Linked DNA regions of Homo sapiens: all the other regions are linked to region 1. The links are chromatin loops, found by intact Hi-C in ENCODE. Cell type or tissue: endothelial cell of umbilical vein. All regions are shown on one strand. Each heading gives the region's core, and the rest is flanking DNA. Links, peaks and the distances in the headings are about the cores only.

Region 1 (5,329 bases), core at 543-4,542:
ACACCATTTAACATAAGTTTATTTTGTCTGTCCAGATGGATTATCAACTCCTGAACATTCTTATCCTATTTTTTCTCCCCTCCATAGCAATCAACAGGCTCACAGTACTGTTTTTTATTGGACTCTGCTCCCTGAGGTAAAATCATGTTGAAAACCTAGTTTCAAACAAATGTTTTTATGAAATGTTTCACTGGCAGGACTTGGTTTCACAATCAAGAATCTATTGGTCTGACAAAAATAAACCAAAAAATGGGCAAAGGATATGAACATAGAGTTTAAAAGGAAATACAAGTGTCTCATAAACATATGCAAAATGTTCTACCTCACTTTTAATAAGATAATAGCAAGTCAAGCTATCGAGACCATTTTATATAATTGGCAAAGATCTGCAAGTTGGATAATGTACTGTGTAAAGGGATATGTCAGTGTATCAGAAAAGTATCAGTCAGGTACAACTAGAAAAACAGAAACCACTTGGAATATTTGAAATGGGGGGAAGTTAAAACATAGAGTTGGTTACCCGGAGGATGTGAGAGGCTGAAAGACTCCCAGGAAACAGTGAGACCACTGGAGATTAGCAACAGTAGGACATCCTGTTACCTCCAGGCCAAAGGGACAAGAGGGGGAGATGTTGCCAGAACCCAGGGAGCTGAGCCCATACTGAGCCTGTCCTACTGGACTTGGGACCACCCAGGAGGAGTAGCTGCTGCCCTAGACACCCTTCTGTTCCCACCACTCAAGCTGAAAGGGAAGAATGGGAAACACCCTGGCTTCTCCCTTTCTCCCTCCTATTCTCCTACTGCTGAGTCCCATCGGCCAATTGATAGGGGAGTCTGGGAAATGAAGCCCCCCATGAAGCAGAGTCGGAAGGACTAGGAATGGATATGAGAGCTAACAGGCTCAGAACCATCAGAGGGGTGGGTGTGTGAAATATGCACTCACATACCTTGTGTGAGATCATGAGTTTATATCTCTATGAAGGGCATTTGACATTATCCAAATTACAAATGCACATCACCGTTGACCCCATGATCCAGTTGTACAGATTTATTCTTCATATGTACCCCCACACGTACACAGTTACATAGGAACAAAGTTATTCATGCATAATTGTTATTAACAGTGATAGATTGGAGACCATTTAAATGCCCATAATTGGGGGCCCTTACATAAATTTTGGCATATCTTATTCAATGGAATATCATACAGCTGTAAAATAACAAGAAAAAGTTTTTGGTAATGATATGGAATGACTCCACGATAATATCTTGTTAAGGGAAAAGATCAAAATGTAAAACAATGTGCATAGTTTGTACAACAAAAATAAAAATAAGAGCATTAGACAAATATGTTTGTGTATATGTCAATTTCCTTGAGGGAGGTACACACTGGTTGCCCCCAGGAAGAGGAATTGAGAGACAAGGGTGGGAGGGAGTCTTGTTAACTGTGTTCCATTTGTAGTTTTAGAATTTTGTGCCACATGAATGCTAATCAAGCACAGCTAAATAAAATTTAAATTTAATGTAAACAAAAGAGAAACAAACTAACTTCCTTCCACTTTACCAGTTTGTAGACATTAAAATCCCTTTAAAGGAGGGAATCGAATCTTTAAAGAAATTAACTCCTTTACCTTCCGAGTTCCTTTCTTTAAGGTTTTGTCTTGTTTTGTTTTGTTTTCTGCTGTGGACTGATCAGCAAACAAGCCATTTATTTCTACTGCGCACATTTACACGGAGAGAACAGCCTCAACCCACCGGCTTGAGAGGATTTCCAGGGATTCAGAAATCGCCAGTGTAACTCCATAAATGCTTTATTTTCATGGAGCGACTTCCACCCTGCAGCTAAAATTGACAAAGTGTTTTCACAGCCGAGTTGTTGGGGCTGAGGCAGTGGGTCTCAGGAAGATCCCTGGCTTAATGGATGCAAACGCACAATGAAGTCCCGGCCTGGAGTGGAACCTTTCAACTCCCAGTCATTCTTCCAGGACCGGGAACTCCTGGCACGAGCCCGAAAGCGTTCCTCACTTGCAGCAGTCTTTGGGAGTCTTTCTGACAGCGCGGGCTCACTAACCCGGCGGTTCCGCAGCTGTGTTTGGGAGACTTGGGGGCGCATTAGCCTGGACAGCTCCCTGATCGGTAACCCCTTTGATGTGTGTTGAATGAATGAGCGTCGTTAGCGTAGTAGTAAATTTATGGGAGAATTAAAGCAATCCAGATAGGGGTCACTACGGAGACTTTAATTACCCAGGGACTGTGAAGTGGGGAAGAGCTGTCTGTGGAGGAGCGCCACACCATGTCTTAGATTCAGGCAGGCCCCGGATTCTGGTGACCCATTACTCTACGGTCACTGAGGGTCCGGGCCCCCAGGACTCAGAGGCAGGAGACAGGAAAAGCCTGACTTAGAATCGGGGAAGGACCTGGAGTCGCACATGGGGGCTCCCGAACCGCGGCCCCAATACTGCACTGCGCCGCAGGGAAGAGCCCCGGGAGGGGCGCGGGTCCCCGCCCCGGGCGCGCGCAGCCCTGCCCCGCCTCCTCCCGGTGCGCCCCGCCCCTCCCGGCGCGTGCCGCCCGCGCGCCCGAGGTGCTCTGGAGGAACCGGCCCGGCGGGCACCCCCTGCCCCGGCGCAGGCGCGATCGCGGGCCGCCCCTCCCGCCGGGCGCCCTGCACGCGCCCCCGCCCCGCCTCCGCAGGCTCCCCCGCTCCGGGCGCCTCTGATTGGCTCTCGGCCGGGCCAGCAGGTGTCGGCGGTGGCTGCGGCCAGGCTGGCCCTGGCTGCCTGCGGCGCGGGCGCCTCCCTCGCAGCCGCTGCTGCCGACGCCGCTGCGCTCCCGCCTCCTGTCGGTTCCCGGGTTCCCGCTGCGGCTGCGGTTCTGGCAGCCGAGCCCCCGCGGTGCTGCAGCCCAGCTTTAGCGCGCAGACCGACCCGCGCCCCTTCTTCGCCGCCGGCAGCCTCTAATCCACGCGGCGCGTTGCGGCAGGTGCCCTGGGCGTACTGAGGCGCGGTGGCCTGAGCCCGGCCGCCATCGATGACCCCGGTCGCGGACTTGCTTCAGGCTGGCCACCCCCCGTGAGTACCGTCCGCCTCCCTCTTCTCCCCTCTGGCAGCTTTGCGCCACTCTCCCCTCAACGTTGCCGCAACTTCGGGGGTGGGTGTGTGAAGGTGTGGAGGTGTCTCTCACGCTCCCCCGCACCCTGTGCGCGTCCGGAGCCAGGAACCCTAGGCGCGGCCAGTCAGCCTCTGCGGAGGGGCGAGGGGCGCGGGTACTTGAACTTGCTCAGGGATCATCGCGGAGCCAGAATCGCCTCTTTCTCTCGCTGCTGGGGTGGGAGCTCGCCTCTGCGTTTCCCTCGCGTTTTCCGATCCCGGATGGCCACGTAGTGCTTGGGCTGCGGTTCACCGCGTACCTACTGTGCTGCGGGCGCACCGGCGGGACGCCTCAAACCATCCGTTAAGCGCCCCGCAAGCAGCCCAGCGCGACGGACCTGACTCAAACTCTTAATTCTGTAAAACGGGGGTAATCAGGGACTCTCTCAAGGTCACAGCTGGTGCTCAGAGTTAGAACACAGGTGGATTGCGTCTGGCCCTCGCCCGCGGGCTGCCTGGGGAGGGGAGAGCTGTTGGCGGGGCGGTCACTTCAGCTTCATCCCGGGTTCCTCCTCATACTCCCTTTCCGCCACAGCCGCCAGACTTGAAGAGGTAGGGAGCCAATCCCAGGGGGCTCTACATAGATTTGGAGGTAACGGCGGAGGATCTTCCTGATGGACGCGTGGAGCGGAAAGATTCAGTGGTGGGAACCCCAAGACCTGCGGCTTTTTGGAGCACTTGCTCCCCTTCTTGTTCCTTAATTTACTGACGTCTTGGCAGGGTAGGGGAATTTGTTCTTATATCCGTCCTGCTCCTCTTTTCTTTTGCCAAATAAGCACCGTCCCCAAGGATAAGTACGTATCCCAAAACTCTTAAATGCACACACTGGTTTGGGCCTAGGGACTTCCTAAGAGAAGCGAGTACGCTGTGGGCTTGGTTCGCTAACGTTGGCTCCTATCCGCTCCTAGAAAATGCCTTGAGTCTGGCTTCATTTCCATGCTCTCCATCTCCCCGACCATGATCTCGATTTGTTGATTTTCTTGACACTTACTCAGGGGAGGAAGACTGAGACTGGGGGCTGGCCAGTCTTGGGGTATGCAAATGATGTCGGGTGTGATTCTTTTACTCCAGGTCCTTTGAGGTGGCTCCAGTGGGGCCGCCTGTGGTGTTGTGGGCGCTTCTCAGAGCTCTGGGCTGGGGAGAGCGTCACCTAGCCTCTCTTGCCATTATCACCTTGTCCCTTCAACTCAGCCTCCCCCACCCCAACTCTGAAACTCAGCCATGAGATCAATACTTAGTTTTGTGATGACTGACCAGCATCTTTGAACCTGAACTTTTTCATTTATAAAATGAAATAATCCCCGCCGCCTTTCAATCTTCCCAAGGAACTTGGAGTTCATAGGATATGATAAATGTGAAAATGCACTGGGGTTTTATTAAAAAGTCGAAGGAAGATGGTTCAAGGCATCTGGGTCTACGGTGGAAATGGAGGTAATTTAAAAAATTTTACAGCAATATCTGGGACCCTATTTGCAGATTTCAAAATCTTTTTAGAGAAATTTAGTTTCCCAAGACTTTGAAGATACTGCTTTCCATCTTCCTGCTCACGTTCCTTTGCCTGGCCATGGGCAGCTGCGTCTCTCCTAATTACCCACCACTACCTCCATCTGCGAGCTGTCTCTGTGGGCCAGAAGCTGTGTCTGTGGGACTGTTTCTGGAGAGTGGGGGGAGGCTGTGTGTGTGTGTGTTGTCTCTGAGGAGTCAAAGTGTGTCTCTGTAGAGATGGTGTGTATCTCTTGGTGGCGCAGTGTTCTGTGTGGTCTGGGTTTCGTTTGTCTGCGTGTATGGTGGTAGAAGGGAGAGTTATCCGGCTGCAGAATTTGTTCACTTTTGAGAAAGTGAAGTGTTAGCCATACTCAGCTCAGTCATTTAAACTAGCGGTAGCATAGATTATGTTCTATCTCCTTCCTCCCTGCCCAGAGGGATTCCCGATGGCTGAAAAATATCCCGTAGAAAACAAGGCTTCCCCCTGATTTTGCCTTCGAATTATTATTGTGTATGCACAGACTCTTGCCGGAAAGCCAAGTTAAAGGGAGATGACTGATCAGACCTTGGTGAATTTAACAGTCTGTTGAAGTATAATTCCAGAAAATAATGCAGTTCTGAAGGATACACTCAGTGGATTGTCACAACTGAGCACACCTGTGTAACCAGTGCCCTGATTAAGACCCAGAATATTTC
Region 2 (5,329 bases), core at 435-4,434, 100 kb before region 1:
ACTGTTCTTACTGAGGACCTCTGGAGCCCCCACAAAAAAGCTGACTATCCTCCCACACCCATCTCACAACCTTTTTAGCCACAGTAACATAGACTATCTAGGTAGCTTGCTATAAATTGTAACTAGAGCTGAACTTCCTGATGAGTCATGTATCAACTCTCTCTCCCTCTTTCTTTTAGTTTAATTTTATTTGAATACAAGTAATGTGCTTAGACAGATTTAAAGGTCAGTATCCCCAGAGAGTAGTCTTCCACTCTCCTTTCTGAGATGCGTATGTCTGACCATCAGTATTTCAGTATCAGATAGTGAATGAGGCCCACAAAGTTTCATCATCCAGAATGGAGGCCAATTTTCTCTGCACAACATCTCACCTCAGCTATGCAAGGCTTTCCAGAAAGTAATTCTCCTTTTCTCTTGCCAGGACACCACTGATTTCCCTGCAGTAGGGGAGCTGATGGATAGATTCTACCAGCTATTAAACTATCACTGTATCTTTTTTTTTCACATTCACCCAACAGAGACCTTCACTTCTTTAGAAGTAATTCGTGTTTCTAATTCATGTGTCTTCTTTGGGTTCTGGGGTCACAGTTCACACATGTTTCTTGTTGCCTTTACCATCTCCAGCACCAGGTTTATGCTTTACCTGGTTAGCTAAGTCAGTTATCAGGTAACCGTTTCACTTTTGGCCTTTTGAAATTTATGGAAATTTGTAAAATCTCCAGATTTTTGTTGTTGTTGTTGTTTTGTTTTGTTTTCTTTTTTGAGATGGAGTCTCGCTGTCACTCAGGCTGGAGTGTGGTGGCGCAATCTTGGCTCACTGCAACCTCTGCTTCCCAGATTCAAGAGATCCTCCCACCTCAGCCTTCGAGTAGCTGGGATTACAGATGCCCACCACCACGCTCGGCTAATTTTTGTATTTTTAGTGGAGATGGTGTTTCACCATGTTGGCCAGGCTGGTCTTGAACTCCTGGCCTCAAGTGATCCACTCATCTTGGCCTCCCAGAGTGCTGGAATTACAGGCAGGAGCCACCGTGCCCGGCCTGTTTTTTTGTTTTTGAATCGGAGTCTCGCTCTATCGCCCAGGCTGGAGTAGAGTGACGGGATCTCAGCTCACTGCAACCTCCGCCTCCCAGGTTCAAGCGATTCTCCTGCCTCAGTCTCCTGAGCAGCTGGGATTACAGGCGCAGGCCACCATACCCAGCTAATTTTTGTATTTTTAGTAGAGACGGGGTTTCACCATATTGGCCAGGCTGATCTCAAACTCCTGAGCTCAAGTGATCCACCCACCTCGGCCTCCCAAAGTGCTGGGATTACAGGCGTGAGCCACCACGCCGGCCTAATCTCCAGTTTTGACTAATCTCCTATTCTTCTTTTTATAAGTTGGTGGTCTTCCTATTTTTTAACTCTCACCTTTATGAGGTTTGTGAGGGGTAGATATATACATTTGGATTCAGCCTGCTGTATTTTTGGTTCAGCCTTTTCAGAAGTTTGTCTACTAATTGACCTTTCTCTGTAGACCCCTTACTCACTTCCATAATAACTATCAAGACAGCCTGAGGTGGATTGCAGAAAAGATATGACTTTTAAAAGTTTTACTTCTAAACAAAAACCCAGGGAGAATGGGGCCAGGGGGGGAGGCAAAATCTGAAATGGGAAAATGTCAACTAATTTCCACCATACTCTTGCTCTATCCAAACAAGTTGCATTTTTTCCTGGTGCGCTAGAAAGATTGCTGAGGCTGACAGTGCCACTTCTCCAAATGCTAGGAACCAAACTTTAAATTGGCTCTTCCAAAATCTATTAAATGGGGTCTTCTAGACTTTCTGATTTGCAAAGATAGGCTATAAAAGATTGCTTCTGTTAATTTGTGTTGTGAGCATTGTTGACCTCATCCTTAAGTTCACAGGGAGCTTATTCAGTCATATAGATAATCTGTCCCTTCTTGGTGGTCATCAAAAAACACACAAGTTCTGAAAAAGAGCATCTTTTTTACTGTACTTGCCCGGGTTCAGGGTCCAGATTACAATATTTTTTGAAAATATGGTCCTATTTCCAACTTGGTTTCTTTCTTATTCTGAAGTGTGATCCCATATATGGCCATTAGGGGGTGCAAGAATTGTAATACACATAAGGCCCTCCTAAAGAATGCCACTCAGATCTTTTCTGCTTAACGGGCAAAGTGGACCTTTTTCTTTTCAGAAAAATTTCGGAAAAAATGTTCAAACAACCCTACCTTTAAAAATTTTGTACAGATCACCAAACACAAAGGATAAAAAATGGAAAAACGACTTAATGGCTAGACTACTGGTCCATGTTTCAAAATGAAACCCATTGATTCATACATTCAACAAATATTTATTAAGCACCTACACACCAGGCACTGAGCCAGATGTCAGAGATTCAGCAACAAGCGCCCAATCATGCATGACTTCCAGGCTCCCAATCACATTCTCATATTTCCTACCTATGAGAATTCTGAATTTACTCAGACTTTCTGCAAATGACACCAGGATATTTATACTTTAGGGGAATTGTTGACTAAAGATTAGTAGAGAATCCTTTTATCTTAACTGGGTTAACAAGATTAACTAACAGATTTCTTTAAGAAGGTCATAAGGACAAGGTTTAGAAAGTTAGAGATATCCATCAGAAGAGGTTTTAGACCAAATTCAACACCTTTCTACGCAAGATACCATTGGGTAAAACTTTAATGTTACCCTTCATTGTTTATTGGTTCTGGGCTGGTGATGTATCCATCCTTTAGTTGTTTCAAAGGGCAATCATATATGGGGGTCACCCTCCACTCCAATATTAGGAGGGAAAAATAAAAAGTTTATCCACCATGAAGCGCCATTGGTACAAACCTGTCAGTGCTTCTTCCCCAAAGTAACCTACATCCCTCTTATGTCCAAGATGATGGATAATGATAACATCAAATTGCAGCTTCTCTTTCTTCACTTAAGGCTTTTTCTACTCTCTAAAGAAATATTTCAAATTAGCAGCAAAAAGTTATGTGCAAGAATATCACATTCATTCATTCATTCATTCACTGTCTTCCTTTGTGGTAATATAAAATAATCTCAAGGAAGTTGAGCAACCTAGGTATTTCTTTACCTTCCTTTCCTTTTGACAGTTTACCATCCCATATTTTACCAGATCAAGAATGTGTTAGCATGTGGCAAATGGTCAGGAAGTCCTTTGGGCTTAATAAGAAAAGACTATACAGGATATAAGATATATGCTCATCTTTGTATTGGCTTTGGTGTGAAATATGGTCACCAACAATTCTTGAGCAGTATTTCTCATTAATCCAACCACTGGGAAGAAGTGGATTTATTTCTCAGCCACAATGCAAAAATAACTGTAAATAAATAAATAGATGGATAGATAAATAGGTTAGAGGACCCACTTGAATTAGATGCTACTTCTGGGACAAGCAAATATGACTAGAGGGTGGAGTCATGAGAGGATATTGGATGGGAACTGCATGGCAGAGGGGGAGGAACAGTTCTCAGAAACAGGGGCATGTTTCCAAAAGAATGGCCATGCTGTGAAGACAAAGCAATAGGTGTACACTGTGGATGCTGTCCTTTTTTACTTTCAAATTAATTCCAGCTTTTAAATATGGAGTTAATTTAGAAATGGTTGATAAGGAAAAGAACTTTGACTTTTTCTGATTCAATAAAAGCAGGTAAAAACTTTCAAGAATGGATACTGTTTAAAACTGTACTAAGAAATTTTTGGAATCATCCCAGATAGAGTGCAATAAAAAGTAAAATATCATCAAATATCACAGATCCCAAGAAGCTTCAAAAATGAATCTTTCATCTAACATAAATTAAACTTAGCGCAATTCCTGGCGAAAGCCACTCTTTCCCTGACCCTATAAAATATCTAATTTCCAACTTTTCCACTTTGATATCTAAGGGCTAGCAGCAACAGAATAGGAGCTTATTTTTAATTGCTTCATGTATAGAAAGAAGGGTGATCTCTAGAGAAACATAGTTTGAAAGTGTCTGAATTTAGCACCTTTAAATTATCAGTGGCAAACAGCAGAATCTGCATCTGGCAGGGGAAAGATTTTCAAGTACGAAATTGAATTTAGTTCCTGCAGACTGCAAAAGCCCTAAATATAAAACTTTGGGAGAGGCATAAAAGTAGTTGTGTCTAATTTGCTTAAAGGAATCGGTTTTTGCTTTGATTGTATAAGAAGATCCATCCTTTAATTAACAATGTGAGGAGGAATTTTAAAATATTTTGATTTCACATTCAAAGTTAAATTAAAATAGTTTAATTCATATTTTTAAAGATTAGAGATAGATTTTACTTGTTAAAGATTGTTGCATAATACCTACTTAGAAAATTTTTTTTACTGAGGCTTGGCATACATCTCAAGCATAGGGCTCAGTGAATTTTCACACATGTGTATATCTGTGTGACCACCACCTAGATCAAGATATAGAACATCTCCAGCATTACAGAAGGCCTTAGTATACTCCTATATGGTCAATTCCTACTCCTACACAGGACCCCAGAAATAACTACTTTTCCAACTTTTATGACCATTTGGATTTTATCAAAATATAATAATTTAACATATTTTTAAAATGTCTGGCTTTTTGGGGTGCTCAGTATTATTTCTCTTATATTCATCTCTGTTGTTTCATGCAGCAGTGATTTATTTGTTCTCATTGCTCTATATTATTTCATTCAGGCCATTTCAGGGTTTGCATGGTACCACACTGTATGAATATAAAACATTTTAATTATCCAACTACTATCTTTTGATAGATGTATGCATTTATTTCTCTTAGATATTCCCCTAGTCATAGAATTGATGAACTATTGGATAGGCAAATGTTTTGGTTTACCACATAATGCCAGCCAATTATCCAACATGATTGTACAAATCACACTGAAGGAAGAAATAAGAGTTCTCATTGTTTCACATTCCTAACAGCTATTGGTCATAATCAAGCTCTCCAGTTTTAGTCACCATGATGATTTTAGTGCTATTTACAGTGGTTTTACTTTTCATTTCCTTAAATACTACTGATATTATACTTCTTTTCATATGCTTGATATTGTTGGGTAGAGGTAGAAAAATAAAATCTCTCTACTAAGACTAAAAACACAGCTCTCTCCTTTACCTGGGCTTGATGTTAACTTTTAAAAAGTAAATAATATAAGAAATCAATGTATAAATTTCCAGTAATACTCATGGGGCTCTTGGAAGAAGAGAAGACAAAATAACCTGGAAGAATATGTCCTCAACCTACACTGTATAGAATTCCCATAGGTAAAATTCTGTTAATGATTACTTCACAAC
Region 3 (5,329 bases), core at 557-4,556, 61 kb before region 1:
AGAGTGAAATAGACATAAGGAGAAAAGATACTAGCAAAAAGACATCTTTCACAGGGAGGATCAAAGTGAATGGTATAGTGGAATTCCATGCCCACGAGCAGGTCAGGGACTGAATGAGGTCTCATGTGGTGAAGCGAGTGTGTTTTACAAGCTTATGCCACCTAGAAGTTTCCAGTGGCTATTTTCAAACTCCATGCCTAATGTTCAATATATGTATAATGTAATATTTCTGTTAGCAAACTGAACTGGGGTCCACTTGCCTGACACAGTAAGGCAAACATCCATACTGAGGTTTGCAGCAGGAGAAAGATGGATGTTTATTTGCAAGGTATCAAGTAAGGAGAATCAGGCGGCTCAGCTTTAAGACCCAACTTCTCCAATGGCTTACAGATAAGGGTTTTTAAAGGCAGGGAGGCAGGGATTACAGGCAAAGTCAGAAATCAATACATGGAGATTATACATTGGTTTGACCTAAAATGGCAGGACATCTTGAAGCAGGGCACATAGGTCATGGGAGGATTCAAAGATTTTCTGCTTCGTAATTGGTTACGGAGGTGAAGCTTTGTCTAAAAATTAGGGGTCAGCAGAAAGGAATGTTAGCTCTGGCCCATGGGTATGACTTCCTCCATGAAGAAATTTAGAACAAAAAATGGTCAGAGTTCAGTCCTCAGTTGCCCCTTATCTGAGGTCTGTGTGCCAGTGGATCCATTTGGTGGGGATCTGGGTTTCTGAAAACAACTCAGCAGTATATGTTGAAATGTTTTCTTTTGTTTCTATAGGGAATCTACCATCTTGTGAATCTAAACTCCTCAGCTATTGTTTTAAACTATTATTACCTTTTTCTTATTAAGTTGCTCATTTATTTCTCAGGGATCGCTGGGTGCCTGGAATTTTCCTTGAAGGAACTAAAGATTTTCCTTTCTTCTATGATTGGAGGGCCCAGAGGTCCCTGCGGGGGGGAGGTCCCTGCTCCATCTCATTCTCTGTTATTTAAATTGTGCTTGTCAAATGTTTTAAATAATTTTTGAAATATTGGAAAAGGAGATTGTGGTACCTGGCAATGTTTAATAAAAATCAGCAGTGTTTTCTTTATCCTCTTATTTCCTAGAGTAACATTCAGTTTATCCACTTTTTAATGTAGCACAATTCTGCCCATACCCAGGTCCCTGGGTCATCCCTCTTTCCATGGAGAAGATCCTGTTGCCTAACCATTGAGTTATATTTCTTCCAACAAGTGACATTTAGGAATATTGAGAGTTATTTTTTGTGTTCATTCTTGGGATAAAGAATACCATATATTAGGCTAGTAATATAAATGTTTGGGTTGCCTATTCTAGATACCCTTCATGGAGCCATTGGGTTCATTCCAATGCGATGTGAGTATTGGCTGCTAATGGCTCCCAGATGTTCCTGTCCACTGAGAAGAATTTCTTTTGGCCAAGGCAACTTCACTCTGGAAATGGCTGAAAGTTACGTCTTCTCCTCAGAAGTAGCTCATGGCCAATGACTAATATACGATCTAAGTACTGAGTTGTTAAAAGAGGAGAAGGCTGAGAAGGAGGATACAGAAAATAGCAAAATGGCTGTTTCTTCCCCAGGGGCCATCCTTTATAGCTTAGCCAAATGGCCCACCTTTGATCATTCTTCTCCCCAAAGGAATGAAGTGTAACATTTACATCAATGTCCACCTCCACAATGGGTAGAAGGCAAGGCAATGGGCTGAGCAGGAGACATAGAATCTAAAAGCTGAAAAACCCTGGAAAGGGTAAGAAAAGTAATTTCTTGGGGGGAGGGGGGACAACTGGCAGCAAGAATTATGGAGACTGCATTGGAGCACACAATGCTCCTTGGGAAGTCCAAGGTTAGAGATTCAATACTTAAAAATGCATCTGGAACCATTGCAGAAGCAGAACTAAAATTAGCTGCAATTGATAATAAGAATTCTTACATAAAAATAACAATAGTAAAAATTAACAATAGCTACTGTTGATTGAGCACCTGCCAAATGTGAGGTTCAGTGCCAGATTATTTACATTTATTCATCATTATCCCTGCAACAAATATGGAAGGCTGGACTGAGCCAATGCCCATCTCTTTTCACAAGGCCAGCTTGCCTCCTATTCCATGACAAACACCTGCAGGAAAGAATAGAGTGGAATGGGCAGAACAAAAGAGAAATGGAACCTAGAGTATCATTTCCTCCTCCTTAGTGCACATGCCTGGCATGTGCAGCCAATAATTAGTCACTCAATAAATATTTGAAAAGGAAATGAACAACTAGAAGTTTAGATAACAAACTTTAATGGTTAATTTTGGATGGTGGGGCCGGGAGCTACATTTTCCTTGGTGTTTTCCCCAAGCTTTCTGCATTAAATTTATACTTATGTAAATTGTAAAACTCTGAGCATATATAACTATATGCCAACATTGAAATATTTTGAAAATTATGATCACTTTAATTCCTAAATGAAGAGGTTTTGTTTGTTTGTTTCTTGTATACATAAGGCTTTCCTGTATATCACTTAGGCCTTAACTTTTTTGTACACACAGATTCTGGGTTGCAGAAATGCCTCCTAAAACATCTACTTTTGGCACCAACTACAGCAGGGTGCCATTGTGAAAACCACTCTGAATCCCAAATTGAGGGCTGCTGCAGCCTTTTCCAGGGGAAGAGGACTGCTGTTTAGGGCACCTCGTCTCCTGATCTCCTGATCTTTTGAAAAGGGGCTTCTATTTTTGTTTATGGACATGCAGATGTCTTTAAAAGAGAAAGAGTCCTAAACATCTCTTTTAAATCACTGACCCATGTTTCTTAATAGCCAGCAATGAACAAGGGAATTCCCAGCAAATGTGATGGTAGTCACATCCAAAAATTAGAAAGCTAAGGCATCTACTTAGATTAAAATATGCCTGGGTGTCGGCCCTGTTTTCTGTGGTAGTAATATATTTTCTGTCCTCATGACTCAGCCTGTAATAGCCAGTAATGAAGTAAATAATTCCCAGCAAATGTGACAGCAGTCAGATTGAAAAATTAGTAAGCTAAGACATCTACTTTGTTTATAATATACCTGAGTGTCATGGCTCAGTTTCCTGGAATCACCCCCAGAAATTCTACCCTTACGTTGGATAAATGAAAATGCTCTGGAATGTCACTTTTTGTTCCCCAGCAAACCACTCTCTGACAAGCAATTGGTCCTCTGCCAGGTGACCTTGACCCAAAAGCTGAACCATGCTTCCACTGTTCATAGATGAAGAAACTGAGGCTCAGAGAACTTCTGCCAGGGAGCACAGCTCGTTGAGAGCAAGTCTGAAATAAGTGACCAGGTTTCCTGATTGTCTTCTCCTATTTCTGTGGTAGCCATGGAAGAGGAGTTGGTCCTGGCTCTTCTGGAAACTTCTGAGTCCAGAAGTCACTCTACACTCTTCTCTCATTGGACCCTCTTCATCCACACACCAACACCTTCCTCCTTGAAGCATTCAACCTGTGGCCCACCTTTCCTGGTAGCTGCCCTCCCTCCCCAGTCCTCAGCTGATGTCTCTCCTGCCTGCTCATAGGAGTTGGAGGTACTCCCTCCTGTACCTCCTTTGGTACCCCACAGAGCTCCAGGGCCAGCCCAGCCCTTTGGAGACCACTTTTCTCTGATCCTCCATCCTGCAGGTAGTGTCTTTGTTTGAGCCTCCTCCTCTCAGGGTGAATGCTTTTTTCAGCTGTAGTTTAATGAATCTCAAACCAGGCTCTGGATGAGTTGCTTCAGTCAGGAGCTTAGAAACAACACATCTCCTAACACTTGCTGCTTGCCATGTTCTCAGCCATTCCCTTTTGACAAGATAACATTTTAGTTTACATTTTTTTGCCATCATTATAGTTTTGGGATCCTGCCCCTTTAGGCATCTCTTTTTTTTGGGGGGATGGAGTCTGGCTCTGTTGCCCAGGCTGGAGTGCAATGGCGTGATCTCAGCTCACTACAACCTCTGCCTCCTGGGTTCAAGGGATTCTCCTGCCTCAGCCTCCCAAGTAGTTGGGAATACAGAAGCCAGCCACCACACCTGGCTAATTTTTGTATTTTTAGTAGAGACAGGGTTTCACCACGTTGGTCGGGCTGGTCTCGATCTCCTGACCTCAGGTGATCCGCCTGCCTCGGCCTCCCAAAGTGCTGGGATTACAGGCATGAGCCACTGTCTTGGCCCCCTTAGGCCTCTTTTGATATCCTATCTCTATGATATGCCAGCCCCCTTTTCCTGTAAGCTTGGGCCCCTCACTTGCTGGGCCTCCTGGAGAAGGGATTCCTGCCTCTGACCTGACCCTGCCACTTTCTGGTCTGTATTAGGTTGAACCACATTATTCATATTTCTTTTTACCTATAGTAACATCAATTTCATTTGGTTTTACCTAATATAGGGAAGTCCTACATGAATACCAAGACATCAGGCATTGTAGAATTGTAATGTTGAAATTTGAAAGAAAGGTTGATATATTCCAGATAGTATACTTTTAGTTTTAGAGGGCTTGACTTTTCTAGCCACATACATACCATGTATAGTCATACATCCTCATGTATATATGAGTGTGTGTGTGTAAACATGTTTGTCTTTATACTTGTTTTATTTTATTTTCACTGACTACCCTTTAAAATGGAAACAACTCTAAAGATGAAGCCAAGGCCCTAGGTCCTGTACTCTCAGCAGACACAGAGGGCTCTCATTCACAACTGTGCCCTCCATGGGTAGATTCCAGCAAGGACCACAGTCTTCTGTGTCCTGAAGTGGGCCCAGCAACGTCATTCTGCAATAGGCCTGGTTTCCTGCCAAGGTCGTAGTCAAGCTCCAGAATACAGGAGCCACCACTTCTGTCTGCTTAGGAGGAAGGTGTGGTTCAGTCACCACAGGACGTCTCAAAAGTGGGGCTGGAGCAATTTGCAATTAGACATTCTCATTTGCATTTTTCTTACTAACAGCTATTTACAGAAGGACTTTAGATATGCGGGTTGATGATTCTGGGAACAGGGGCTGCTTCTATCTACAGACCTGCAGGCAGAAGAGATTTCAGCAGAGCTATCATTTTAATACTTAAGGGAAAACACTCAAAAAGCAGACATTTCATCTCTGTTTTTTGTGATAGTAATGTATTTCCTGTCCTCATGACTCTTTACTGCAGCAGATATTGGATTTCTCTACATGTTATCTGGGTGATTTTAGATGAAGCATTCAACCTTTCTAAGTCTCAGTTTTCTCATCTATAAAATTAAATATGTTCCTCATAAGATGGTTGTGCAGACTATGTGAGATAATGTTTACATTCTAGTGGATTGGGCAGGCAGCATACAAATGA
Region 4 (5,329 bases), core at 512-4,511, 270 kb before region 1:
ACAAAAAAAAAAAAAAAAAGAAAAAGAAAATCTCCAGAAATAAATAAAATTAAAGCAAATATAAAACACCACAAAAGATAATTGTCAGCCAGGCACAGCGGCTCACGCCTGTAATCCCAGCACTTTGGGAGGCCAAGGCAGGTGGATCACAAGGTCAGGAGTTTGAGACCAGCCTGGCCAACATGGGGAAACCCTGTCTCTACAGGTGTAGTGGTGGATGCCTGTAATCCCAGCTATGAATGTGATTTCAAAAACAGTGAAATGTACTGACATTTGCTGATTACCATAACCTTAGTAGCCAAGTGTGATTTGGAAGAGAAATATTAGAAACTAAAAGATCCCTTAGTAAATGAACATTGAGGAGATATATATATATATATATACACACACATATATATACATATATATATACGCATATATATATATATATAAAATCTCCCAAAATAAAGCTAGATTTATTTACAGGTTGCAAATGAAATCATAAAAACTGAATATTATCTTACAAAGGCTTTCTTTTTTATATTATAAAGCAGGATTCTAAGAGCAACTACCCAAAGCCATAGACATCATTGCTGGGAGCATTCAGAACAAGTGAAGACCTAGAGCACACAAATGCGAAAGAAAACAGCCCTATCCTGCTCCTGCTGCTTGGAACATGTGTGATGTCCCTGTATCCCAGGGAGGATACGTAATCTTCTTCTTGGTATTCCAGCTATATGTGCAGCTCTTACACCATTCTCAGGTAGATGAAGTGAAGGGAACAGCTATTTAGGGTACTGAGATGATAGGATACCTCTAGTCCTAACCCTTCAGCTTATTTGGTTATTTCTGCAGATTATGTAGCATGAGGCTCCTAATCTACTTCCTATGGGCTGTGAACTTTCCATTTTTTTTTTTAATCAATAGTGGGCAACTTTCAGGGTGGTGCTGAGACTATGTGGGCTTTAGAAGCGAGAGGTTGAGGGACTGGTCTCAGCACCATCACTTTCAGCTGTGAGATGTTGAACACATCACTTAACTGATGTGACCCTCAGTTTCCTCTTCTGTGTAATGAAAACATTCTCTGCTCAAAAGGATGGTTTGAAGAATTAGAAGTAATGAATGTAAGATGCTTAGCACAGGCCCTGACATCTAGTAGGTACACAACAAATGATAACCAGATAATTATTTATGCATTCATTAATTTATATAACAATGTTTATAGAGCACCTGCTCTGTGGAAGGGCTTTGGAGGGCAAAGATTACTAAGATATGCCTCTTGACATATCTTACTAATATGAAATGACATTTAGTGATATGACTCAAGGGCATGAAGCTACTTTGTGGCATGACTGAAGTGCACACCTCCCCCCTTTCCCATTCCACCAGCTTTGGAATGGGAAAATTTCATTTTAGTTGGGGAAATATAACAACAGTTTCACACAGACTGTTGAGATCCAATCCCCTATTTGTACAGTGGTGGGGTACATTCAATGTCCATCCAATGGGAGAAAGTCATTTGTTTGAAACAAAAATCCCAGCTTTCAGCCTCAGATTATTTACATTCTACTCTAGTCTATTTTGCCAAGTCAGCTAGAAAATAGCCATTGGGTAGCACCTTTTGAATTGAAGATCATCAATAGCCTTTGTGGTTAGAGAAATAACTGGTTAGACGTGCTGTCTTGCTGGATTGTGGCACAGAATGACTCAGAGTGATATTGTGGTTGTAATGAAAAAGGCAAAATGTTAGAAGCAGTTACAATCTGTGGGTATTAGATTATGAATCTGTGTGTTAAGCTTAGGATATTTGCTCTATCTTTCAGAATTGCTGTGAGGATAAAATCAAAGGTGATGGTAAATGTGAAATGTAAAATGCAATACCAGTAGAGTAGATATTACTTTTATTGAATACATTTACTATTTTATATCATTGTATATGACACTTTTTAAGATCAGTGATCAAAGATCTAAATTTTTTTTGTTCTTCACTGTCAGGGTGACTTGACAACTAATTAGTTGAAACCATCCATAATGGTAGATAGACTGAAGCTGCACGAACTACCGTATACTCTTACTGACTGTAATAGCAGGATCTAAACATTAAAAAAAATTTATGTTTTCTTTAAACTCCTTGAAAGCAAGTGTATTAGTTAGGGGTCTCCAGAGAAACAGAACCAATTGGACGTGTGCATATGTGTGTGTGTGTGTGTGTGTGTGTGTGTGTGGAGAGAGAGAGAGAGAGATTTATTAAAAGGAATTGGTTCATATGATTTTGAATGTGAAGTTTCAAGATCTGCATTTGGCAAGCTAGAGACCCAGGAAAGCCAATGGTGTAGTTCTAGTCGGAATCTGAAGGCCTGAGAACCGGAAGAGTTGATGGTGTCAGTTCTGGTCCAAAAGCCAGTAGTCTTGAGACCCCAAAAAAGACGATGTTTCAGTTCCAGTTAAAAGGTAGCTGATGTCTTAGTTCAAGGCAGTCAGGCTGGACGAGTTCTCTCTTGTTTTCAGGATCGTCAACTCTTTTGTTCTAGTTTGGCCTTCAACTGATGAAATGAGGCCCATCCACATTAGGACAATCTGCTCTGCTCAGTCTATAGACTCAAATGCTAATCTCATCCAGAAACTTCCTCATAAAAACACCCAGAAAAATGTTTCACCAAATTTCTGGGCACCCCATGACCCAGTCAAGTTCACATGTAAAATTAACCACATCAATTAAGTTTTATTTTCACTTCTACTGATGTGATTTTTCAGAGGTGGGAATACTATGATTTTTCTAGAAACTATAGACTGAGTGAGATACAAATGGTCCACTTGTAAAGATCAATAATGACCCATGAAGCAGTAAAAACAATAAAAAAATAGCCCTTTCTAGTTTTAAATGAACAACGGTTATTTTATTTCCCTAAGGATTTGCTGTCAAAATAAACAGCCATTAGAGGGAGCTCTGGTTGCAGTTTAAAAACAAAATTAACCTCTGTGAATTGACAATGTTTACTTGGAATGCCAAGTGTCCGTGTTTTAATAGAGACACAGAAATTATTTTCTTTAAACCAAAAAGTATGAAGTATCCTTTAACAACACCATTTTGTATATCTGAACTCAGTAGAAACCAAATGTGCTTCGTGGAATACAAGAGCTGAATGATACAGAGACAAAGCTGGTGGAAGGCAAAAGGCAGGGGTGTGCATTTCAGCCACGCCACGAAAGTGGCTTCATGCCCTTGAGTCAATTGCTTGCTCTCTCTCCTAGTCTATTTCCTCTCCAGAACAATGAAGGTAACAGAGATTAGAATTTATCACATTGGAGCCCGCGGACATTTCCTAGGGACTGGAGAATTCTAGGAGAATTTAAAAATTTTTTAATTTTCTTTTTTCAAAGGCAACCATCTTGAGAATGTTACATTCTCAAAAGCTGATGGTCCGAAAAGGATTATTTTAACCATATTCTCAGTCATGTGGATAATATACTCAAAACCAGCACCTGCCATGAGGTTTCAGGGCTGTGCTGGCATTTGTGTTGACAGTTATATTGGTACCAAGTGATCCCTGTCTTGAAGTGACAGCATTGAAGTTTTAATGTGTTGCTAAGTCTTTCTGGCTGACATTAGGTTGGTGTTGTCAAAATGACAACAGTTGACTTATCATTACCATTGTACTCATAAAGACAAATTTTCTCTTCAGCAGGGATAACATGCAACTGAAAGCATTGTTACAGAATAAGGTTTTAGAAACAAGTCATTTTGCAAACTGAGGTTCTGATTTGACGTAATGAAAATTACTGCAGTGGAAGAATGTACTTGGTGCTTTCATTTCCTGGGCTTGAGAAGGGAACAGAACAATAATGCATAACTAGTAATTCGCACGTGCAAATGAAAGCTGCATGACAATATAGTGTGCCGAATAAGCCACGCTGTGGTGGTTTGGAAAGAGAAAAGAGGTAGTAGATTGAGCCCTCACCTAAATGATGGACAAGCTGAACTCGAAAGACCTGGATCACAGCAGGCAGAAATATACCAATGGAAAGTAAAAGGCTTGTGCAGATCCTGTTTGTGTGCTATCAACTCCAAACAGTTTAGCAGCAGTAGCTGTGAAGATTTTTCAATACATTCTCATTATTTCTGACTGTACAGTTTTATTGATTTGTTCATCGTAATAATGGATCATTGTTAAATGAAAAAAATAGCAATGACTCAGCATGCTTAAAAATAAAAATAAGGTAGGTCAACAAGTAAAAAACCAAAACAAAGCAAAACCCCAGCAAATTCATCTTTGTATTATTAAATCAACACCAAGCTTTCAATTTTAGCAAAACGGCACTATCCATTACATTATACTTGTTAATTTGAATTAAAACAGTTTTGTAGTTTTGCCTCTGGACAATCACTCTGAAAATACATCATATCCAGGGGAAGGGGCTAGTCAGGCGTTTCACTTCAAGGCTTTTTGTAGGCCACTGAGCAGAAAGAGTGTTAAGACCACAGAGCAGGCACTTCCTGAGGCCAGCTGGACTCTTAATGGGCTACAAAAAGCCTTAAAGTGAGACACTTGACTAGCTCCCCTAATGATAAAACTTTTTAGAACCTGCTAAATGCTAGAAAAAGAGGAAATACTGGGGTCAGCAAGAAAGTTCTACAAAATGGTTAATCCATTTACAGATCACTGGGAATGGTTTGTGTTATGCTAACTTGGCAGTCTGGTATTTTTTTGCGAAAGTACATGATTCCGTAGACAACAGTGGAAGATGTTTTGTGGGCAGACATAGCTTTGTGCTCCTTTTGCTAGCTTAGCCTTAACTCAACAAAGTCTTGATACACACAGACATATTAAGAAAAGGATATGCAGGAAGGTGTTAAGCAAAACCTTTGAATTAGAGAAAAAGCTTTGCACCCCTCCCCCACTCTCAAGTGTGGTCATGGTTTGAGACTGAAAATGAGAGGACAAGTGTAGTGGGCCACAGTTTACTGGGACTTCCTATGTGCAGTGACATTTACATTTTAAGAGAGGGTCCCTTTCTGCCTTCCACTGCCTTTATTATTTCCCATTCTTAACCTCTTGAGAATTTTTATATTAAATTTTTGCTAAGGGTGGCAGTCAATCCTATCAAGACAGTGTTTTTGTCTCCTAGAATCTCTACTCTACCCCTCTCAGGAAGAAGTTGGGATTAGGTCTTATCAGCCCTCACCAAGGGATGTCAGCAAGATGGAACTGGGTCGCTGTGGAGGAAGCACTTGAATAGTAAAAGAAGGAGGAAACCAAGGGAGAAGAAGGCATTGGGTGCCCATTTGAGATAAATTCTGTATGGGTTGAAGCTGACCAGAGGGGAATAGTAAAGAAAGCTTTGTTCCATC
Region 5 (5,329 bases), core at 682-4,681, 170 kb before region 1:
TCCCTTGCTCCCTGCTTCCTCCACGTGGGGGACCCAGTCAGAGAAGCCCCATGTTTGGCTCCCAGATCTGCTGCACCTGTGCAAGCTGGCATTGGTTTTCTATTTGAAATAACAGTATCACAGCCTGTGGTCATTACTCTCTGGAGTAATTACCCTTCCACTACAAAGCTATAAAGTTCCACGCAGAGGAGGAGGAAGCAGGAAAGCCACACAGCCAGCCAGCTATAACCACTTAGAAACACTTTTATCCTTATGAAGTCAAGAGGCTCCAGCTGATAGAGCAAAGTGATGTCTCAATCTTTTCTCAAAGAGCACACTGGGACCAGGCTTTTACATATCACCCTTTTGTGGCCCATGTACTTGGATTCACATATTCCTCAGTATGTTCATGCCACTCAGCTGCTTCCCCAAATGTTTTCTCAGCTCAGACCTTCCAGAGCTGAAGACAGCATCTCACATTTGAAAATCCCAAAGTCTTGCCTAAATTTAACAAACTAGAATGATGGCTCAGACCATGCAGGGCAAATAAAGACAAAAAATATGTAATAGGTAGGCAGTGATATTCTTGGCTGGGCGAGGTGGCTCATGCCTGTATCCCAGCATGTTGGGAGGCAGAGTGGGTGGACTGCTTGAGCTCAGGAGTTTGAGACCAGCCTGGGCAACATAGTGAAACCCATTATCTATACAAAATACAAAAATTAGCTGGGTATGGTGGGGTGAACCTGTAAACCCAGCTACTCAGGAGGCTGAGGTGGGAGGATCACTTGATCCCCAGAGGTTGCAGTGAGTTATGATTGCACCACTGCACTCCAGCCTGGGCAACACTGCGAGACTTTGTCTCAAAAATAACATAAAATAATAAAACCCTAATTAGACCAATGTATATCTGGCTAGTCAAAGCACGTTGCCTCAAGATTACTTGTTATTAAATACTTGTAGGCAAAATCACTAATTTAACAAATATTAATTGAGGTCTAATTTCCTTCAAGGTCCTTTTCTAGGTGCTGAGGATACAGTGGGAATGAAATGAACAGTTTCTCTCCCCTAAATGGCTTTGCATTTTAGTGCAAAAGATATAAAATAAACAATGACCATCTCTGTCTGTTTGTCCCTCTCTCTTTCTGTCTAAATCTATGTATCATGTATGTATGTATGTATGTATGTATGTATGTATCTATCTATCTATCTATCTATCTATCTATCATCTCACACAGTTAGTAGGAATCATTAGTATAAAGTGGAGAAATTCTAAATTTGGGTTGTCCAGTATGGTAGCCACTGGTCATATGGGGCTATTTAAATACACATTTAAATTTATTAAAATAAAAATTTTAAAAATTCAGTTCCTTAGTCTCATTAGCCATTTCAGTTGTTTAATAGCCATATGTGGTTAGTGCTTACTATACTGGATAGTGCAGCTATAAAACAATTCTATCATCACAGAAAGTTCTGAACGGCACTGCCCCAGCTTAGCTGTCTGCATGGCTAATTTCATTCTCCTTTAATATTAAGCCATGCTGATTATATTAGTCAGGGATCTTCAGAGAAATAGATCCAATAGTGTGTGTGTGTGTGTGTGTGTGTGTGTGTGTGTGTGTGTGTGTGTGTAAGATTTATTATAAAAGTATTGGCTCAGGTAATTATACAGGCTGAAAAAATCCCAAGATCCCAGGATGAGTCCAGTCTGGAAACCCAGGAGAACCAGTGTTGTAGTTCTAGTTGGATTCTGAAAGCCTGAGAACCATGAAACTCAATGGTGTGGTTCCAGTCTGAAGGCCAGCAGGGTTGAAGGCCATGAAGAGCCAATTTTTCAGTTTGAAAGCCGAAAAAAGCTGATGTCCCAGTATGACGGCTGTCAGGCAGGAAGGATTTTGTCTTACTTGGAGGATGGGCAGTCTTTTTGTTCATTTCAGGGCTTCAACAGATTGGATGAGGCCCACCCACATTAGGGAGAGCAATCTGCTTTACTCTACTGCCCATCCCTGCCCCAAATCACACAAATACCTAGAATAAAGTCTGATCAAATCTCTGAGCACCGGATGACCCAGTCAAGTTGACACATAAAATTCACTATCACCCCAACCTTAGTTACTTAACTTAGTTAATACTTAGTTAATATTAACACTAGTGATTGTGACATTTGGAAGCAGCATAAGTACACACCCCATCAGTCTAGCTACTAAAATTTCACCTGTGATTTCATTTCCTCTCCAAAATGGTAAATTCTGAAGTCAGAGGGAAGGAGCAGCTTACACTTCAACTTGTATCAAATGAAATTTTAGAGCATTTTCTTGGGCCAATATTGAGTTTGGATTTGTGGTGATATGACATGAGTTCAAATCCCAGCCTTGACACTTGCTAGCTGTACCACATTGAGCACATGATTTAAGATCCCTGAATCTTACTTTTCTCACCTGTAAAACAGGATGACAACATCTCCCTCACTGTTGCTGTAAAATATAAATGAAAAAAATGTGAAAGAGTGTTTGAAAGATGTGAGTCATGCCAAGGCCTCTACAATGTGACTTCAAAATGAGAGATCATTTCATTGTGTGCCTCCAGAGGGCACAAGATGCACTTTCTTCATTTTGATTTCCTCCAGTGCACCTGCTACATGATAGACATTGAAGACACATTGAATGACGAAACATATGCATGAATTTGGGGCCCAACTAATTATGAGCTTTTAAAAAGTAGATAACATATTTTGTCTTCCTATGCTTAACATAATGCCATATTCACATATTAAGCTTCTCTGGGAAACACAATCTATACTCTCACACAACACTTCTGATATCAGATATCAAGCAATTCTCTAACTCTCCAAACACCAACTGAATATCCTACAATTTAACTCAATTCTTACACTATCTACCTGGAGTTAGGTTCAGATCCCACAAGTTAAGGGCTTAATCCTACAAGACTGCCCACTTCAGATGCCAATCACGAGTCTGGGCCTCCAGTGCTTCTGACAGAGCAGCTATAAATCACACGTTCCCATGACCCTCTCCTTAGTTTTGATGACTTGTTAGAATGGCTCACGGAACTCGGGGAAACACATCACTTATGTTTCCTGCTTTATTATAAAGAAAACAAAAGAGCCAGATGGAAGAGGTGCATAGGGCAGGGTATTGAGGCGGGTGGAGTGGAGCTTCCACGCCTTATCTGAGTGTGCCACCCTCCCAGAACCTCCACCTATTCAGAAACCCAGAAGCTCATCAAATCAAATCTTGTTGTTCAAGAGTTTTGTTTTTTTTTTTATAGAGTTTAATCTCCAGGCCTCCTTACCCCTTCCCAGAGGTAGGTGGGTGGGGCTGAAAGTTCCAACCCTTTAACTCTTAGTCTTTCTGGTATCCAGCCCCCATCTTGAAGCTATCTAGAGACCCCAACCTAAGTACCTCCATTAACATAAATTCGAGTGTGATCAAAAGGGGCTCCTTATGGATAACAAGACACTCTTATCACTCAGGAAATTCCAGGGGTTTTAGGATCTCTGTGACAGGAGCCTGGGATAAAGATGAACTATATTTTATATTATACTACAGTTTCCAAAAATGTTTTATAATATATTATCAAAGTTTGAAATTCAAAAAAAGAGTTTGTTCATAAGCAGCTTAACTCTAGGAGATTGACTACTTTATACAAATATAAAACCATTAGATGCTCAATTTTATGTCATTCCTCTTAGTGTGTCAGAGATTAAAATTACATTTAATAGCTTTTTGTTATTTTCACACCATCCAGCCACATTTTCAGTTCAATAATTCACCCACTACTGCAGTCATTACATCTCACTTGGGAGGAGAGAATAATTCTGTTTCACTCAAAAAGGGCACATTGGTCTATTTTGTCTCCTCCAATATCACCTATAAAATAGTTTCTGATTTTCTATTTTTCAGCTTAATGTGACCTTTCTCTGTAATGAATAAAAATATATTCATCAACTGATCTCGGTGAATTTTCTTTCTGATAACAAATGCCATGACTCTATGAAGAGACTTCCTCATTATCTTAATAAAAGGAAAAGGGCTGAGTCACAGTGGTGTATGATTCATTGACTTAGCAGGCCAGTGAGTCAGTTGGGCCCTGACTAGAGATTGTAAGTATGACAAAGGGGGCAGGCAGATTTCTGCTTCATGAGTTGCCACTATGGAACAGGGGAGCAGGTCAATGAATAGGACCAGGGAATGGAAGCTCTGTTGCTTACAGAGATACTTGGACCTCTGCAGAGCAGCCAATGAAATCAAGAGGGCTTTCACCAGGATAGCCAAAAGGCTAAGAAGCAGGCGAGGGAAGTTTTGCAGAAACAGCAGAAGCATGAATCTGTCTGATGCGGGCTTGTTTGTGAAATCTGGAAATAAAAGCAGCACAATTTCTATTTTATTGGTACAATAGAATACTTATTAACACGTTTTCAACAAAGTGTTTATAAAAATGAAAATACCTGTTTTTAAGAGATGGTAAGGCAAGAAATACAATTGGGTTCAAGAAAACTAGAGGGATGGAAAATATTAGTAAGCACTTACTATGTGGTGTACTGCATATATCATTCTATTTAATCTTCAACACTCATGAGAATTATGATGAAGCTTATGTGTTGGGCAGGAAGTGATAAAATGACATTGCCCTTTTTAACGATAGTGCTCAGTAAAGTGTCCTATAACTGTAGAAACATGGGACCCATTGCCAAGCAGAAAAGAGTTGTTATCTTACTTACACAGTTAGCCAGAGTGCAAATGAGCACAGCTTTCTTGGAGCACAATTCAATAATATTCAAATTTGCCTTTGGTGTCTGCAAAATGTGGATGAGCACAAAAATATCACAAGGATATCTTTTATGACGCTATTAATAACAGAAAAAATAGAAATGACTTGATTCTATAATAAGAGGAAATTAAATAAAGTAAAAGCAGTGCAATAAATATAATAAAATGCTATTAAATCATTTAAAATGGTTATGTAGAAAAATAATGACATGGTGAAATAATGTTCACAATACATTGTTGGAAAAAAGTAACAAAATATGTGTGTAACATAACACAGCATAATAGGTAGAATCTCCTCATCATCTACGTAATTCTAAAGCCCATGGCTTTTAAAAATACATCAAATAGAATGTTTTCAGAGTCTCACTCTGTCGCCTAGGTTGAATTGCAGTGGCATGATCTCAGCTCACTGCAACCTCCACCTCCCAAGTTCAAGTGATTCTCGTGCCTCAGCCTCCCAAGTAGCTGAGACTATAGGGTGCATGCCACCACACCCAGCTACTTTTTGAATTTTTAGCAGAGACAGGGTTTCCCCATGTTGGCCAGGCTGATCTCAAACTCCT
Region 6 (5,329 bases), core at 777-4,776, 52 kb before region 1:
TTTTATCTTAATTTAGAGAAGACATCCCTGAAGCCTAGAGAAGTTAGGTGACTTCCCTAAGAGGTTAATATTTCCTAAGGTGACTTATCTTGTCAGTGGCAAAGCTCAAATTCAAATTCAGGTCTTACTTATTCCGAAACCAATACTTTTGTTCTACTTTGCAACTCAAATTTAATACTCAGCAGGCATCTGGGTGGGGTGCAGCTTCCTATAGAGGTGAGGAGAACCCAATAAATGCAGCTAAACAAGGGACACTGATCACCTATTCGTCAACATAATTAATGATAAGTAAATAATAAATTACACTTGGGAAATTACTATATACACACTATGCATGCCACTTAATCTTCAGAATAACAGTTCTCAATCCTGGTAGCACATTAGAATTACTTGAGGAGCTTTTAAACATAAGCTTGGCCTGTTATGTTTAACAGTTCTCCAGCTTGCCCCACCCTGGATCAATTATATTAGAGCAGAGTTGGAATACAACAATATCAAGATATTTTAAAATCTCCCCAGTTGATTGTAATGAACAGCCAGGATTAAGAACAATTGCTTAGAACAATTTAGCTTGCATAGAATGCCCTGGAGTGTTTCTGGGCTTGGATTTCTGGGCTTCACTTTCAGAATTTATGATTCTGTAGATCCGGAGTGGGGACCACAATTTTGCATTTCTAACAAGTCCTCAAGGGTATTAGTCCATTTTCACACTGTTACAAAGAACTACCTGAGACTGGGTAATTTATAAACAAAAAAGGTTTAATTGACTCACAGTTATGTATGGCTAGGGAAGCCCCAGGAAACTTGCAATCATGACAGAAGGCAAAGGAGAAGCAAGCACCTTCTTCACAAGGTGGCAGAAGAGAGAGAGAGAGAGAGAAAGAGAACTGCCAGTTTTAAGCCATCAGATCTAGTGAGAACTTCCTCACTATCATGAGAACAACATGAGGGAAACAGCTTGCGTGGTCCAATCCCCTCCCACCAGGTCTCTCCCTTGATCCATGGGGATTACAATTCGAGATGAGATTTATGTGGGGACACAGAGCCAAACCATATCACCAAGTAACACTGATGCTGCTTGTCTCAGGGACCTCAGTTTGTGAACCATTGATTTAAAACAACTTTAAGGATGGTGTTATATAGTGATTACCATTTTATATATAAGGCTTTGTGATGACCAAGCCAGAACTTGCACTCAGGTCTATGATCCATGCTTTTTAAGCCTTGCTCTATTTGCTTCATCTTGTACACAAGTTGATCAGGCCTGACTTTGTTTGCCAAATACTTCACTGAAAAGCAACTACAGCAGGTTTCCAGCACTGTGTGAAAGTCTGCCTGGTGGGCTACATTAAGTCAGTTCCAAATTCTTGCCTAGTGGCAAGATGAAAGGTGCACTAGAGATTACAAAGCTAATTTAGCTTCATTAATCAAGATAACATTAATTGCTCCAATCTTCTTAAAGAAGGTCTGCTGATGCATACTAAAATATTTCATCCAAGACAACTCAAAGAACCTTCCTCCAGGGCCTGTGCTCTGAGAGGAAAAGCTCTTCTGGAATGGACTCAGCTGTTTGTATTGCCTGCCTATGTAACTAGGATGGTCCTTAGAAAGCACAATTCTTGTTCCAGAAGATCCCTGGGGGAGACCTCAGGTGGTGCAATGAAGGGGGCTTTGGCCTATGTGGAATTCAGGGATGGCCTTTCATGTTGATTTAAGTCTTGTGTAAAAGTCAGAAGTTAAAGCCGAAGGGCATTGTAAATATATATAACTTTTGTCAATTAAAAAATAAATTAAATTTTTTGAAAAAGAATGAAAGCCAAAGGATACCATAAGCAAATCAATTACAAATTGTTTTCTACAGCATTTTTTTATTGCCATGGAGATGAATTTTGAGAGCTCAAGCACCCAAGTGATTGTACTTTCAACTTTAATCAAATTTTCATTTGACTTCCTCCAAGATTCTTGGAGGAGGCTGACCTGTTTATGCACTCCTCCTCCCATATCCTCTCTTCATGTGGCTCTCTCCTTATAATAGTGGTTGTATTAGTTCATTTTCATGCTGCTGATAAAGATATACCTGAGACTGGGAAGAAAAAGGTTTAATTGGACTTGCAGTTCCACATGGCTGGGGAGGTCTCAGAATCATGGCGAGAGGTGAAAGGAACTTCTTACATGGTGGCGGCAAGAGAAAAATGAGAGAGAGGCAAAAGCAGAACCCCCCTGATAAACCCATCAGATCTCGTGAGACTTATTCACTATCACTTGAATAGCACAAAAAAGACCAGCCCCATGATTCAATTACCTCCCCCTGGGTCCCTCCCGCAACATGGGGGAATTCTGGGAGATACAATTCAAGTTGCGATTTGGGTGAGGACACAGCCAAACCATATCAGTGGTCATTTCATTTAGAAGAGGGTTATGGAGCTGGGATATCCTAGGTTAAGATTATTTCCCTGTTCTGCTTTCTCCCTTTCATCTTCTCTGGCTCTATGATCTTTTTTTCAGGCCCAAACACACCAACAAGCTAAGAGTAAACATAGGAGACTGGATTACGTAGATTCTCAAAAAGCAGAGCCCAGGTGGGTTGTCATGCAAGTGATTAAGGGAGAGATTAATTTCTGTGAGAGTGAGGAAAGCAGGCAGGACAAGGAAAGAAGCTGGGCAGACATGTGAGTTCAGCTGAAGTCTAACCTCACCTTAATCCCATGGTGGGGAATCTGAAGCATGAAGTACATCGCAGAGTTGTTCCTTCCTAAGGCAAGGGGGCCAGCCTTTTGTACCCTGTATCAGTTACTGATTGGCTGTAGGCCATTGACAGGAAGGGCATAATATCCCAAGCATTTCCAGAAGTGGTGTCCTATAGGTCATTGACAGGAAGTGTGTAATATCCCAGGCATTTTCAGAAGTGGTGTCCAGTAAGCCAAGGTGGCAAGTCTCCGGATAGAGGGGCAACTGTCCAACACTCCCAGTAGCTGGGTGATGCCTGCCAGATAAAGGGGACCAACAGCATCTACTACAGGAACTTTGCAGAAGCAAGGAGACTCTTCCCCCATGTAAGTGTAACAAGGGCAACTGGGAGGTAGCTGATGTTTTCCTTCTGTGGCCTTTCTTCAGGGCTGCTCAGGGCCCTTGGTTGGCTTTTCCTCTTCTCTGTACACATGTCTCTTCTGAAGCCTTTAGGTATGTGAACAACATTTTTTATTTTAAGTGTCTGCCTCCACATCAAGACCAAAAGCTCCTTAAGAACTGGGACCCTGGGCCAGGCATGGTGGCTCACGCTTGTAATCCCAGCACTTTGGGAGGCCGAGGTGGGCAGATCACCTGAGGTCGGGAGTTCGAGATCAGCCTGACCAACATGGAGAAACCCTGTCTCTACTAAAAATACAAAATTAGCTGGACATGGTGGCACATGCCTGTAATTCCAGCTACTCGGGAGGCTGAGGCAGCAGAATCGCTTGAACCGGGGAGGCAGAGGTTGTGGTAAGCCGAGATCACGCCATTGCATTCCAGCCTGGGCAACAAGAGTGAAACTCCGTCTCAAAAAAATAAAAGAGCTGACCCACTCATCTCTGCATCCCAAGACCTAGGGCAGCACCGGGCACATGTAGGAGCCCTCTAGTTTGTTATTTGTAAGACCCAAAGCTTTCCTATGCCCTCCTTTTCCTTAACGTTTTGCAGTCTAGTCCCATCTAGGCCACTTTCAATAAAAAAGACAACAATCAAGACCTTTACATTATGATTTCTGATGCTTGGTAAGTGTCTTAATGTAATTGCAACTGTGCAGAAATGAAATAAAGACATATAGTTCTCTCCAAATAGATGAAAACACACAGGAAGCTTAGTCATTCTTGAACTCTTTTTGGTCCAAAGAAAGACCCACTTAATGGCTCTTTAAAGCAAGAGGCAAAAACGTGCACTGAAATAAGAGAGGGACTTGGACCATTATTCAAGGTACTAACTGGCACATTCAGAAATAGCATTTTGCATAGTGGAGTTAACAAGCTCCGTAAGGAATAAACTAAATAAATAAATAAACTAAATAAATAAGCTAACAAGGAATAAAAAACAGAATAGCTTTGGGATAGAAGTTCATTTCACAAAGCTGGTAATCTGTAAGTAGATATCACTATAGCATTATTATGATATGCAGAAATTAAAGTATATTCCAAAGTATCTTCCAAAACAGCATCATCCAGTTAAACTAAAACTCTTTCCTTCCTATTTGTAACCATGTAAAGTTATCATCACAACACAGTACGAGCAAGAAAATAGCTTGCACGAAAATGAAGCAAATATTTCAAAGGAAGCATGAATTAGATCAAGATGGTCAAGATGGGAGATTAAATACATGGTTTTGCCTAAAATTTTTAAAAAATTACACAAAGTAGCAAAATAAATTTGTTTGAGTGAAAATAGCTCCATCTATACAGTGTTTAAAAAAGGATTATGTGAGTATTGGAGGGGAATTCTCCCAGCTGCTTAGCCACTGTGACCATCTCTTCTAATATACATGACTGGTGAAAGTTGGGTGATTTGCCTAATTCTAGCACCATTTTCATTGTCTAGCGGGCCTTCCTCCAAAGACAAAAATTCCTCTTTGTTCCTGCCCTGAACAGGTACCATGGCATCCTCAATAGCTAGTGCACTGGACTACAAAGAAAACTCTCCCTAGGTGGTGAGTAGAGGAAGAGAGCTGCAGTTGAGGGAAATTTATAAACGGAATTTCTAAGGGATATAATTGGGGTAGGGAGCACTCAACAAGCCATGGAAGGATAATTCCTTTTTTAAAAAAGTTATTATTATTAGAGCTCCTGAGGCTTTGACCCAAGGATTGGCCCTTGAAAGAAAGCATGTGTTTCCTTTTCTTCCTTCAACATGACCACTCTTCTCCATCCAGTCCCTGATGTGGGCAGCATAACTAAGTCATTATTCTAAATTCTGACCCACAGCTTTAAATCTAGTGAAAAAGCTCCTTGATCCTGGTAATCTGTCTAGTTTGGGGCATGGATTGGAAGGTGGTACATTACTGGGAATATGTGAAAGGTTGAATCAGAGACTACATACTAGATGTCATTGGACACTTGGAACAGAACCCCGCCTAACTTTTTAATGAAATGTGGTCCACCTGACTGCTTCTGCCTCCAGCTTTTTATGACTGAGTCATTTGAATGCTTTCCTACCTGATGTCTTCCAAGAGAGGTCTTCCTTCCATACACTTAAGGGTACATGAACTGTGTTCATCTACATGTTTTTGGAAAAATCTAAACCATCTGGTAAACACATCTAGGTTTCTTTAGTTAATTTTTTTTTTTGATGGAGTTTTGCTCTG

Evidence for each region. A loop is a pair of places that touch in the nucleus more often than their neighbours do. Peaks named below come from ENCODE experiments on the same cell type or tissue, not always from the same donor. Only the 100,000 strongest peaks of a DNase experiment are listed, where the experiment ranks them.
Region 2: a loop joins it to region 1, with 7 times the contacts of the local background. A loop is called at or near these places in 3 of 110 quality-filtered maps.
Region 3: it touches region 1 in a loop (4-fold over the local background); 2 of 110 quality-filtered maps call a loop at or near these places.
Region 4: it touches region 1 in a loop (5-fold over the local background); 7 of 110 quality-filtered maps call a loop at or near these places.
Region 5: it touches region 1 in a loop (7-fold over the local background); 3 of 110 quality-filtered maps call a loop at or near these places.
Region 6: it touches region 1 in a loop (4-fold over the local background); 2 of 110 quality-filtered maps call a loop at or near these places.

What each region holds. Positions count from the first base shown.
Region 1 is chr3:39,806,847-39,812,175 of GRCh38, forward strand. MYRIP (myosin VIIA and Rab interacting protein) reads left to right here and starts at 2,763. Exons shown (of 17, transcript NM_015460.4): 1 at 2,763-3,070. In endothelial cell of umbilical vein, for the core only: no CTCF peak of the experiment used is centred there; DNase peaks (open chromatin) are centred at 2,155, 2,745 and 4,035; H3K4me3 peaks cover 2,512 bases.
Region 2 is chr3:39,705,408-39,710,736 of GRCh38, forward strand. No RefSeq gene overlaps it. Among named protein-coding and RNA genes, the nearest start is that of MYRIP, 100 kb to the right of the region's middle. In endothelial cell of umbilical vein, for the core only: a CTCF peak has its summit at 2,093 (motif pointing right); a DNase peak (open chromatin) is centred at 2,134.
Region 3 is chr3:39,746,028-39,751,356 of GRCh38, forward strand. No RefSeq gene overlaps it. Among named protein-coding and RNA genes, the nearest start is that of MYRIP, 61 kb to the right of the region's middle. In endothelial cell of umbilical vein, for the core only: no CTCF peak of the experiment used is centred there; a DNase peak (open chromatin) is centred at 2,164; H3K27ac peaks cover 1,852 bases.
Region 4 is chr3:39,539,089-39,544,417 of GRCh38, forward strand. No RefSeq gene overlaps it. Among named protein-coding and RNA genes, the nearest start is that of MOBP, 74 kb to the left of the region's middle. In endothelial cell of umbilical vein, for the core only: a CTCF peak has its summit at 2,925 (motif pointing right); a DNase peak (open chromatin) is centred at 3,113; H3K27ac peaks cover 309 bases.
Region 5 is chr3:39,635,439-39,640,767 of GRCh38, forward strand. No RefSeq gene overlaps it. Among named protein-coding and RNA genes, the nearest start is that of MOBP, 170 kb to the left of the region's middle. RefSeq lists enhancers at 3,783-4,282, 3,961-4,105 and a cis regulatory region at 4,028-4,038. In endothelial cell of umbilical vein, for the core only: a CTCF peak has its summit at 2,542 (motif pointing right); DNase peaks (open chromatin) are centred at 2,573, 3,143, 4,063 and 4,643; H3K27ac peaks cover 2,941 bases.
Region 6 is chr3:39,754,621-39,759,949 of GRCh38, forward strand. No RefSeq gene overlaps it. Among named protein-coding and RNA genes, the nearest start is that of MYRIP, 52 kb to the right of the region's middle. In endothelial cell of umbilical vein, for the core only: no CTCF peak of the experiment used is centred there; a DNase peak (open chromatin) is centred at 2,831; H3K27ac peaks cover 1,512 bases.